2 separate regions of the Mus musculus genome follow, and region 2 is linked to region 1. A link is a loop called in an ENCODE intact Hi-C map of the cell type or tissue named here. Cell type or tissue: left cerebral cortex. All regions are shown on one strand. Each heading gives the region's core, and the rest is flanking DNA. Links, peaks and the distances in the headings are about the cores only.

The links. Hi-C counts contacts between places; a loop is a spot of excess contacts. Peaks named below come from ENCODE experiments on the same cell type or tissue, not always from the same donor. Only the 100,000 strongest peaks of a DNase experiment are listed, where the experiment ranks them.
Region 2: it touches region 1 in a loop (2.6-fold over the local background); 6 of 42 quality-filtered maps call a loop at or near these places.

What each region holds. Positions count from the first base shown.
Region 1 is chr5:113,545,498-113,550,589 of GRCm38, reverse strand. It overlaps Wscd2 (WSC domain containing 2), which reads right to left. Exons shown (of 9, transcript NM_177292.3): 2 at 1-167. Among named protein-coding and RNA genes, the nearest start is that of Gm52822, 3.9 kb to the right of the region's middle. In left cerebral cortex, for the core only: a CTCF peak has its summit at 2,118 (motif pointing right); DNase peaks (open chromatin) are centred at 2,072 and 2,402.
Region 2 is chr5:113,370,622-113,375,713 of GRCm38, reverse strand. No RefSeq gene overlaps it. Among named protein-coding and RNA genes, the nearest start is that of Aym1, 16 kb to the right of the region's middle. In left cerebral cortex, for the core only: a CTCF peak has its summit at 1,979; a DNase peak (open chromatin) is centred at 1,986; H3K4me3 peaks cover 637 bases; H3K27ac peaks cover 283 bases.

The DNA.
Region 1 (5,092 bases), core at 966-3,465:
GACCCCTTCTTAGCCCCTTGGGCTGTTGAGTCTGATTAGCTCACGGAGAGAGCTCTGATGCTGGCCTCTTCTCTATCTCTAACAGGTGGCCAAGCTGTATGCCACCTTCTGTGGACATGTGCTGAAAGGACTCCATCTGGTCAAGCTTCAGGCCACCGGGCTACCACCTGTAAAACAGTGGAAACAGGCATGAGCCCCCCTCCCCCCGCCCCCAAGCCCGGAATGGAAAGAGGTCCTGTGCAACCTCAAGGGGGTGTGCGGAGGCCCCGAGAGGGCTGGAAGCTCTTGGAGAGCTGGGCTGTGTGGCCTCCAGGAGTGCATAACCCCGCCTCCACTCTCTGCCTCACTGGAACTGGGGCGCTTCAATCACTGTGCTGGAGTCTGGGGTTTGTATAGAATGGGCACACATCCTCCCATGGGTCTCCACATATCTCACATGGCCTAGAACACCTAATACAATCTCAGTGCTCAGGAGTACTTAAAAAGTAATAGCAAAAAAGAACTTTAATGTGCATTCAGTATGGACCCAGTGGGTGCTTGTGTGTGTGTGTGTGTGTCTGGTATGTATGTGTTTGTATGTGTCCGTGTGTATGTATTAGTGTCTGGTATGTATGTGTGTGCCTGTATGTGTCTGTTTATGTATTTGTGTTTCTCTAGCATGTATGTGTGTATATGTATGTATGAGTTGGTATGTATGTATGTGTTTATGTGTATGGATGTTTGTATGTATGAGTTTGTGTTCATGTATGTATATATGTATGTATGTCTCTTTCTGTGTCTGTCTGTCTGTGTGTGTTATGAGTATGTATCTGTGTGTGTCTCTGGTATGTATGTGTGTGTGTATGTATGTATGTATGTATGTGTGTGTCTCTGTGTGTGTGTGTGTGTGTGTGCATGTGTGTGTTATAGCCAGAGTTCAATGTTGAGTAACTTTGTCAGTTACTCCCGTTGTGTTTTGAGACAGGGTCTTTTCAATAAGACTGGAAGCTAGTTTGGCAACACTGGCTGACCAGTGAGCTCCGTGCATCCTCCTGCCTCTGCCCTTCCACTGCTGAGTTCAAGTCCCCATGTTTGCATGGTCAATTCTTCACCCAACTGAGCCATGTCCCCAGCCCCATGCTTTCCCCCTCATGGTTGATTGAATCTGTATGTAGAAGCCACCAGCAGGGCAGAAGCCCCAGCTGCTTGCCCCTCCCTTGTATACAAACTTTTATCAAACATGCATAGATACGTGGGTTCCCCTAAGGCCAAAGAAAACCTTGAGACTTCACTGAGCCCAAATTCATTCCTATGACTCCCCTAAGGAGACCAGCTGTGTTCCAGCTATAGCTGAGATGCTGAGATAAGACATACCTCCCCGGGGCTTGTGTTCTAAGGCAGAAATCAAATCTACGGGCCATCATCTCTGCCTGAGTGGGAGATGGGAAGGGAGAGAAGCAGGCTTAGTAAACAATACATCCGTGTGACCAGCATTGGCTGTGGGCTTGCAGGTGGCCAGCTCTGGGCTGAGCGTCCTCTATAGAATATAATCTCATTTATTCTCTAGTATCTTACAGGTGAGGGAAGGGAGGGCTTCCAGGATGAGTGGGGTAGCACTGCAATTTAAAACCACAGGGTGTTTGTTTGTTTGTTTGTTTGTTTTTAGAGAGGGTTCCATGTAGCCCAGGCTAGATTCAAACTTGCTCTCTAGCTGAGGCTATCCCTGTACTCTCGTTCTTCCTGCTTTTACCTCCCAAATGCTGGGATTACAGGTAAGTGACATCTTGCTTGGCCAAACCACAGCTCTTTACCTTTTTTGACCCCGTCTCTCCACAAACACTCTGGACACTGCTTTGACAATTCAGAGATAGCCTCAAAGCAAGAGCCCGTATCTTTCTATCGACTGCTGCCACTTCCCCTGGTCAGGGCTTTCTGAGAGGGCCTGATGGTTAGGAACTCAGATTTTCCTGGGAGGTGTTGAAACGTTTTGATTTTCCACAGCTACATCTCTGCTGTCACACGGTGGCCTTGGAGAGGGCTCATGAGTAAGAAAAGTCGATTACCCCACTCTGGGCCATCTGCCAGAAGGGAGGCCTGGATGTGGGTTGACTATTGGGTAATGCTGTTTCATATAGCCACCAGCAGGGGGCGACAGGATGCTCTCAGCCAATCACGGGAGACCCAGTTGTCCATTACCAGTGGAAGTGGGGGCTCTGGGACGGCCTTTCAAGCCACATAGCAGCTCGGGAGTTTCACTGAGGTTCTGGGTGGTGTCTGCCACCACACTCCTTGGGACTCAGCACTTACTACACCAACCACCTCCTAGGCATGTGGAATTGATACTTGAGCACGGCACAAAAATCCACGCATATCTGCCACCAAGCATCCATCTGTCTGTCTATCTGACACCTTCACCCTCTACACACCCATTAGTTTGTCCACCCAACCATCCACCCTTTTATCCATCTGCCAGTCTGTCATCTTCCTTCAGGACACCTACCCACTCATCCATCCTTCTATCCAAACTGTGACAGACCATCTGTCCATCTGGCCTTCCTGAAAGTTGTCCATTGATCTCCATGTGCCTGCTGCGGCATAATCCTATGGATGTCCCCGTGTGCGCGTGTGCACACACATGCGTGCACACACACAAATAGATAGATAATAAATTTAACTTAGAGGGACACAAGACTATGTAATCTATGGTCTGCCTTTAGGGAACCAAGGAGGAAAACATACATAGCTGCTGTATCGGCTACACAATGACAAAGCCCAGGGTGGGAGTATGTATCTCATGATACAGAACAGCAATTCACATTAATAATGTTTAATAAGCACTTACACACATCACTCCATGTGTAAGTATGTAAGTATGCACACATACTCACATGCACATTCACACATGTGCACACTTATACACATGGACATTCACATTACATGTACACTTATATATATGCAATACATGCTCACATATGCACACTCACACTCATACCATGCATGTTCAAACTCATGTGCATTCATAAACTTACATATATACTCATGCACATTCACACTTGCACACTCATGTTCATACTTACATGCACATTCATATATACACATGTACATACTCACACATGCACACATTCCCACACATGCACACCCATACACATGCATGCTCACACTCACATGCACATTTATAGACACAGGTACACTCACATACTCACAATATGCATATTCATACGTTCGCATTCACACACTCACACAACACACACCTTCATACATGTACACACATGCACATTCATACACATGCACACTCACACTCTGATTTGATTCTCACAGTGAATTCTGTGAGGTTCTGCATTGTCTTTTGGAGCTAAGTATTGAGTGTCAGAGCGATTGATGAACTCATTCTGAGACCCACAGCTGGTAAGTGGAAGGAGGCTGTGAGGACCCCAGGACCTCAGACATATACTCCTATCCTTCATCTGCCTCTTGCCTTGGGATCATAACTCCAAGCACACAATAGAGAGGAGCCCTTGAGCCCTTGCACTGAGGTCCCACATTTGGGTTTTACCAAGTCAGGAGGTCTGAGGATTCTGCTGAGTCCTGGGGAATGGGAACCTGTAGCAGTGGACACTCCATAGCTGCCTGGGGAGAGAGATCAAAGAGGGCTTCCCCAGTTAGCAGCCTTTGATCCAGCCCTGGGGGAAGTAGATATCCTCTAGGTAGATGAGAGTTGAGGAAAAGCCAGGTCAGGAGGCAGAGAATGGTGGGTGGAGCCAGACACAGGAGTCCTTCCCACCTTGGTCCTGCTAGGGGCAGAGAACATGTGTGCATGGGTGTGAGTATGCATGTGTGAGTATGTATATGTGTGTGTATGAATGTGCCTGGGTGTGTGAACATGCATGGGTGTGAGTGTGCATGTGTATGTGTGAATGTGTGAGTGTGAACATGCATGTGTATGAGTTCGTGTGATTGTGAATGTGTGAGCATGTGTATGACTGTGCATGAGTATGCATGTGCAAGCATGTATGTGTGTGTATCCAAATGTGCATGACTTTGAACATGCATGTGTATGAGTGTGCATGAGTGTGAGTGTGCATGTGTGAGTATGTATGTAAATATGAATGTGCATGTGAGTGTGAACATGCATGTGAATGAGTGTGAGTATGCATGTGTGTGAGTGTGTATGTGTGGGTTTCACAATCACCACATTTTAGCCCCTCCCCCCCTTTTGAGGTAGTGTCTCATGTAACCCAGGCTGCCTCAATCTCACCTTGTAGCCAAAGATGACCTCAAACTCCCAATCTTCCTGCCTCCTCTTCTCAAATGCTGGTTTATAGGTATGCATTACACCTGTTTAAAGAGTGCAGGAGGCTAACACAGGACTGCCTGCATGCTAGGAGCTGCCCCTCCAACCAAACTGTATCCCCAGCACCATAGGAAGATCATCTTAAAGCTGGCGCCTCATGGGCACCCACACCCTTTACACCTATGTGCCATAAAGAGAGGAAGCCAGGAGTCACTCTTGGTACTCTGAGGGATCCCCTCACTCTGCAGACCACAGATCTTTAGGGCAGAGCATGGCCCTAGCCAGTAGCCCACCTGGGTTCAGCCTGACTGGAGAGAGACACCAATTTCTACCAGCCTCAACTCTCCTCCACTCCCTGATTACACTATTGAAAGGACTGAATGAAAGGGTAGAGGATAGAGATGCCCCAGGCCGCCCTGCTCATCTGCCTTATGTGAGCAACCAGGAAGCTATTTTCCACATCAGTGAGGAGCATGCCGTTGGTCCCCCGCAGCCATTCCCTCGCTGACGATGTTTCTAGATCTGGCTCTTTGGTTTCTCCCTCTATGTTCTTTATATCGCCACACATTTTTTCCTTAAGTGGTTGCCAAGTGGACATCTGGGGACACTGAACTCATTAGCAGCTGCTGGGAAACAGGGAGAAGCAGGCATGGGGTCGGAGGGAAGATAGGGGCTGGGAAACAGGGAGAAGCAGGCATGGGGTCGGAGGGAAGATAGGGGACTCGGGGAAGAGGAACACAGAGCAGGGCCATGCCACCCCACTTCCTGGAGGGATGGTGCAGATGGGAACTTCATACCCACACCCTCCTGTCAGGGCTAGGA
Region 2 (5,092 bases), core at 907-3,406, 170 kb after region 1:
AAGCCGTGTCCCCTCCTCCTTGCAAAGAGATCAGAGCTCAAAGATCCAGTTCACTGGTCAACTCTGCAGATCTGGCTCAAGAAGGCCAGTGCAGCTCCGGTTGTGTTTGCTTGGCCGTTGGTTGGACAGTTAGTATCTATCCACAAAGCTCCTTGCAAGGCAGAAGATGCACCAACAATAATTAAAAAGACGAGCTGGCCCGCTGGGCCCTTCAGTCCTGGGTGAACACCTATTGGGAAAGGGCACACCTGTAGTCCCAGATACTTAGGGACTGAAGAAGAAGGGTCATGAGTTTAAAAGAGGGAAAGGAAAGGGAGTGGGACTAGGCTCTGTCTCCACATCTGGGAAATGGGGATCCTTGGTCCCCCTCAGAGCTGTCATGTTACAGGAGGCACCACAGGGCAAGCTCCGCTCTGTGAAGGACAGCAGTGGTACTGGGGCAAATCCATTCTTGTGGAGAATGACCCTGGAACGCCCGGGAGTCACTTGGGCCTTTCCTCTCTAAATCTTTTTGTTGTGGTTTTGTTTTGTTTTGTTCTGTTTTTTTCAAGACAGGGTTTCTCTGTCTTGTGTAGCCCTGGCTGTCCTGGAACTCACTCTCTAGACCAGACTGGCCTCAAACTCAGAATTCTGCCTGCCTCTGACTCCCAAGTGCTGGGATGAAAGGCGTGTGCCACCAGTGCCTGGCCTTCCTCTTTAAATCTTAATCTTCAATTGCAGTTTCTATTTCCTTCTCCACTAGTGTCTGGCCTCCTTTTTACCCAATAAAGCCAAACACAGACTGGCATGTTGCTTTTTAAAAAGAAAAAAAGGAGGAAGGAAGGAAGAAAGGAACAAAGTTATAAGGCAGAGAAAAAATCCTTCAAGCATTCATTGAAAATTGTGAGCCTGTTTTGGAAGTAAGAAACCAACCATCGGTTTGCTCCTCCTGGCCTTCATCCTGAGTCGCAAGCCTTCCACCGTGATTCAAAACCCCCCCTCCCCCACCCCGGGAATGGCTGAAACATTGTTTTTCTCAGGGGAAATGAATCTTGGTCTGAAACTGAAGCTGACAGCATTCAGGACGCTCTCTGAGCCTGCTCTGGACACTTGCTGTTCTGCTGTGTGCAGAATCAGACCTTCATGCTGGGACATCTGAATCTATTCACAGGAACTCAACAGGATGTGCGGTTAATATTCTGACTATGATTAACCCCCCCCCAAAAGCTCTGGCCCCAGTTCCTTCCCTGCTCCCCTCCGAGGGCCCAGCTCTGCTGAAATGCATGTGGATTCGATCAGAGGGCCAGATTTATAGAGGCTGCCGAAGCCTGGCGTGCCAGCAGTCATAAGTTATATTCCTATTACGGCGTGGGCAATAAAAACTCAGATATGTATTCTGCTATATTTCGAGGAACCTTTGCAAAGCATCTGGGCTGCCCGTGAGATCTTATCCAGAAAGATGTCTCCTTGGTGGCCTGGAGCAGCCAAGGCCACTTTTGAACCTCAGTGCTGGGGTAGGTAAGATCAGTCAGGGTCCCCCTGAGATAGAATCCTGGTCCTGTTCCCTGGGGATAACAGGCTGTGTGTGACCTAGGCAAGACCCCTAGTTGCTTGTGCACACTGGAAATAGTATCCTCAGATGGTCTCGTTTACTTTTTAAGTAAGTAACTTTCTGACTCCAGTTTCTACCCAGTGCATTGTGCCCCTCTAGGAACCTTCTCTGTACTATAGTCCCACTGACCTGCAGTCAACACTGGGCTGAGGGTATCACATAGGAAGTATCAACAATAACTTATACACATTGTTGTACACAATTTGAGTAGGATGAGCAAAGCCTCTTGACATCCTACTGGAGCCAGAACCATTCCTTTGGAGGCTGGAAAAACTGGTTAAAAGCCCTGGCTGCTCTCCCAGAAGACCCAGGTTCAAAGCCCAGCACTGAGGTGGGCTTTCAGCCCTCTGTAGCTCCCGTTCCAAGGGATGCAGCACCCTCTTTCGGCCTTCCGAGGTACTGCATGCACAAGGAGGCAAGACACGGGTACCCATAAAGTAAAAATAAAGAAATCTTAAAACAAAAGAAGATAGCGGAGTCCAGACTGTCCGTGGTCGCTCGCAATAGCAACGGAGGCAGGTTCTACTCACTACACGGTCACGGTATGGCTGTTTGTCAAAGACCTGCTCGATTTACGTGCACCTCACTAGGTGCAGGGAGAGCCATCTCGATGGCGGAGGGGCCACGGTAACTTCCTTTTCTCGCAGCATAGTATGTTAACTGGCGGTTCTTATCGCTGTTGTGGATAGCGCCCAGGATGTGAACAGGGCGTCACCACACATACAGAGAGATGGCAGGCAGTCTCCTCATCTTCAGCCATCCTCTGGTGGTCTTGGAGCACCTCTCCTGTGGATGTGGGGGAGGGGGGTACTACGTAGCTGACATTATTTCTTCGCACTCCTGACGAGTGACAACCACCCTTAAGTGACTCCGCGCGGTGGCTGGGAACCGCTGGTGTGTGTGGAAGTAAATTAAAGCAACCCCGAGGACTGGGAACCTGAGCCCGGTCTAGCAAAGAGGGGGGCAGAGTCAACCCCACCCCCACCTCCGGCTGCTTCAGTGAGCATGGTAGCAGCTAGAGACTGGCAGAGGCCTTTGTCGGCTGCTCCCCTGATGGCAGGCTATCCCTGCTCCCTGGAAGATAAAAGGCCCTTCAGGCTGCAAGCCGTGCAGAAAGGCAAGCACCTGAAGCATCCAGCGTGGTTGGTGTGTGGCTGGTGATTGGGTGTGTGTGGGGGGGGGCGGGGGTCTCTTTGTATAGTTTCTGAAATTCTCGTGCCGTGTGTGAAGAGGAAGAGCTCTAGGTCTTCAGCAAATGCTGGGGCGCTGATCACTATGCAAGGGACCCCAGCAGGACTGCTGCCCCAGACACTGTGCGTAACCCTCAGGGGTTCTGTGGGTGCCGTGACGTGATAGGTGTGACAAGCCCTGCCTAGAGAGATATGAACATCATTAACTTCCTGAGTTCCCAGTGACAAAGCACAGCCCAGTCCAAGTTCACCCCAGGGAGCCAGTTTCTTAGGTTACTTACAGATCTTGAGTCCAGGGTCATAGAAAGGACTCTGGGTGACCCTAAAGCATCAGGAGGTCTGTGTCCCACACAGCACCCCATCCCTACCCCAACCCACATACACACGCCAGCTGCATGAAGATCATTCCTGTTAGTTTTCCTACCTGTGTACTATAGCACCTCTCTGAGACCCTGAGGACAATTAGGGACAAACTGCACTGGAATGATCTGGAGGAGTGGCTGGACATTCAGTCTAAGGTCCCATGACCCGCCCCAGTCCTCCTTCTTTGAGGAAATGTCAACAGCCCACAGGCCCAACTGCGATACTCTGACAAAGATGGCGGCTGCTCAGAGGACTAGACGGACCAGACAAAGCAGTCCCATCACAAGCTCAGAACTTCTTCTTGTGCGAGTGGCTCAACAGTCCTGAGCCTCGGTTTTCCCATCCGGAGAGTGGGTGAGTGCTCCCATTTCATAGAAGTTCTGAGTGAATTTTCCATGTTCTGTGATGTCCCCCAGCGCCCACTGCCCACCATTGCTTTGGCTGACTATACTGTTTGAAAGTCTTTTAGGTCAGCGGCCCGAATCTTGAGTTGCAATGACCGCCAGCCAATGAAGATTTGCCAGGAGCCTCCTGGCTGCTTCCTACGGGGGCTTGTTAGGATGAGTCTTCCGTTCACGGGGCTCACGGGGAAGGAAGGCTTTGCTTGTGAGCAAGTTCTGTGGGTGCTGGGAAGGGGAGGCCATGATAAGAAACTGGATAAGATTCTCTCTTCCTTTCCTTTCTTTTTTTTTTCCTTTTCCTTTTTCTTTTTCTTTTCTTTCTTTCTTTTTTTTTTTTTTTTGTTTGTTTGTTTTTTTGTTTTTGTTTTTTGAGACAGGGTTTCTCTGTGTAGCCCTGGCTCTCCTGGAACTTACTCTGTAGACCAGGCTGGCCTCGAACTCAGAAATCTGCCTGCCTCTGCCTCCCAAGTGCTGGGATTGGGATTAAAGGCATGGGCCACCACTGCCTGGCTTTTTTCTTTCTTTTCTTTTTTCCTCTCTAAGAAATAGATGCTAAGGATGAGAGACTGCCGGGAGCTCACAGCAGCTGCTAGGACCTGAATGGATCGGGCTGGGTGGGATTCTAGCTGAAGCAGATGATCTCCAAGCCCCATCCATGCAGAGAAACCATGTGGAGCAGATAGCCGTGTGGGGGAGCGTTGCTCTTTACTGAGGGTGTGGTCACTGATAGGCTTCCAGTGCTCCCGTGGATGCCCTGAGCCCATGGTAGGTTAAGGAGCTGGGCAGGGTCTGTGCTGGTAGGGCCACAAGGGGAGGCGGAGGGCGGAACGGAGGTAGTCGGTGCATTCATATGTCATTGTCCGTGGGTAGGAAATTCTCAAGAGTGAAGAAAATTTTAACACAGAGCATGGGGCTAAGGAAGCATGGCAGGGGCTGTACATGAGGAACACTAAGCCAACAAAAAAAAAAGTGTGGCAAGCTACTGGGGTCAGATAAAGCGAAGTCCCATGATGCCCTGGCCCCATGGTGGCCACTTGTATCTTCTTTCTTCCACCCTTGGACCTTCTGTTCTGTTCCCCACACAGCAGGAGCTCGGTTTCTCCTGTTCATTGCTCCCTTCTGCCATGAGCACAAAGCCCCAGCTCTTTGTCTTGTCCTAAAGTGCCCTGCTGACCCCTGCTGACCCCTGCTGACCCCTGCTCTTCTGGCTTCAGGGTGCCCAAGGTGGAGAGGCTGAGGTTTCCTCCTCAGCTGTATTCTCTGCCTCTCCATCTGGGCCACCATCTTTCCCACCCCAGGGCCTTGGCGGGTGCTCCTCTGTGTGCCTGGGAGGGTCTTCCTTGAGCCCTGTCCTGTCCCCATCTCCCAGTGACATCTCAGCTCTGTCCAGCTTCCTCACTTGGGCACTCCTTGGGGACACACACACCCTCACTCTCTTACATACTGCATTTGTCCTGGTAGGTTCTCAATACATCGAATGAATGAATGAATGAATGAATGAATGAAAATATGAAGCTAAAGCATACTGACTGATTCTGAGCGTGCTA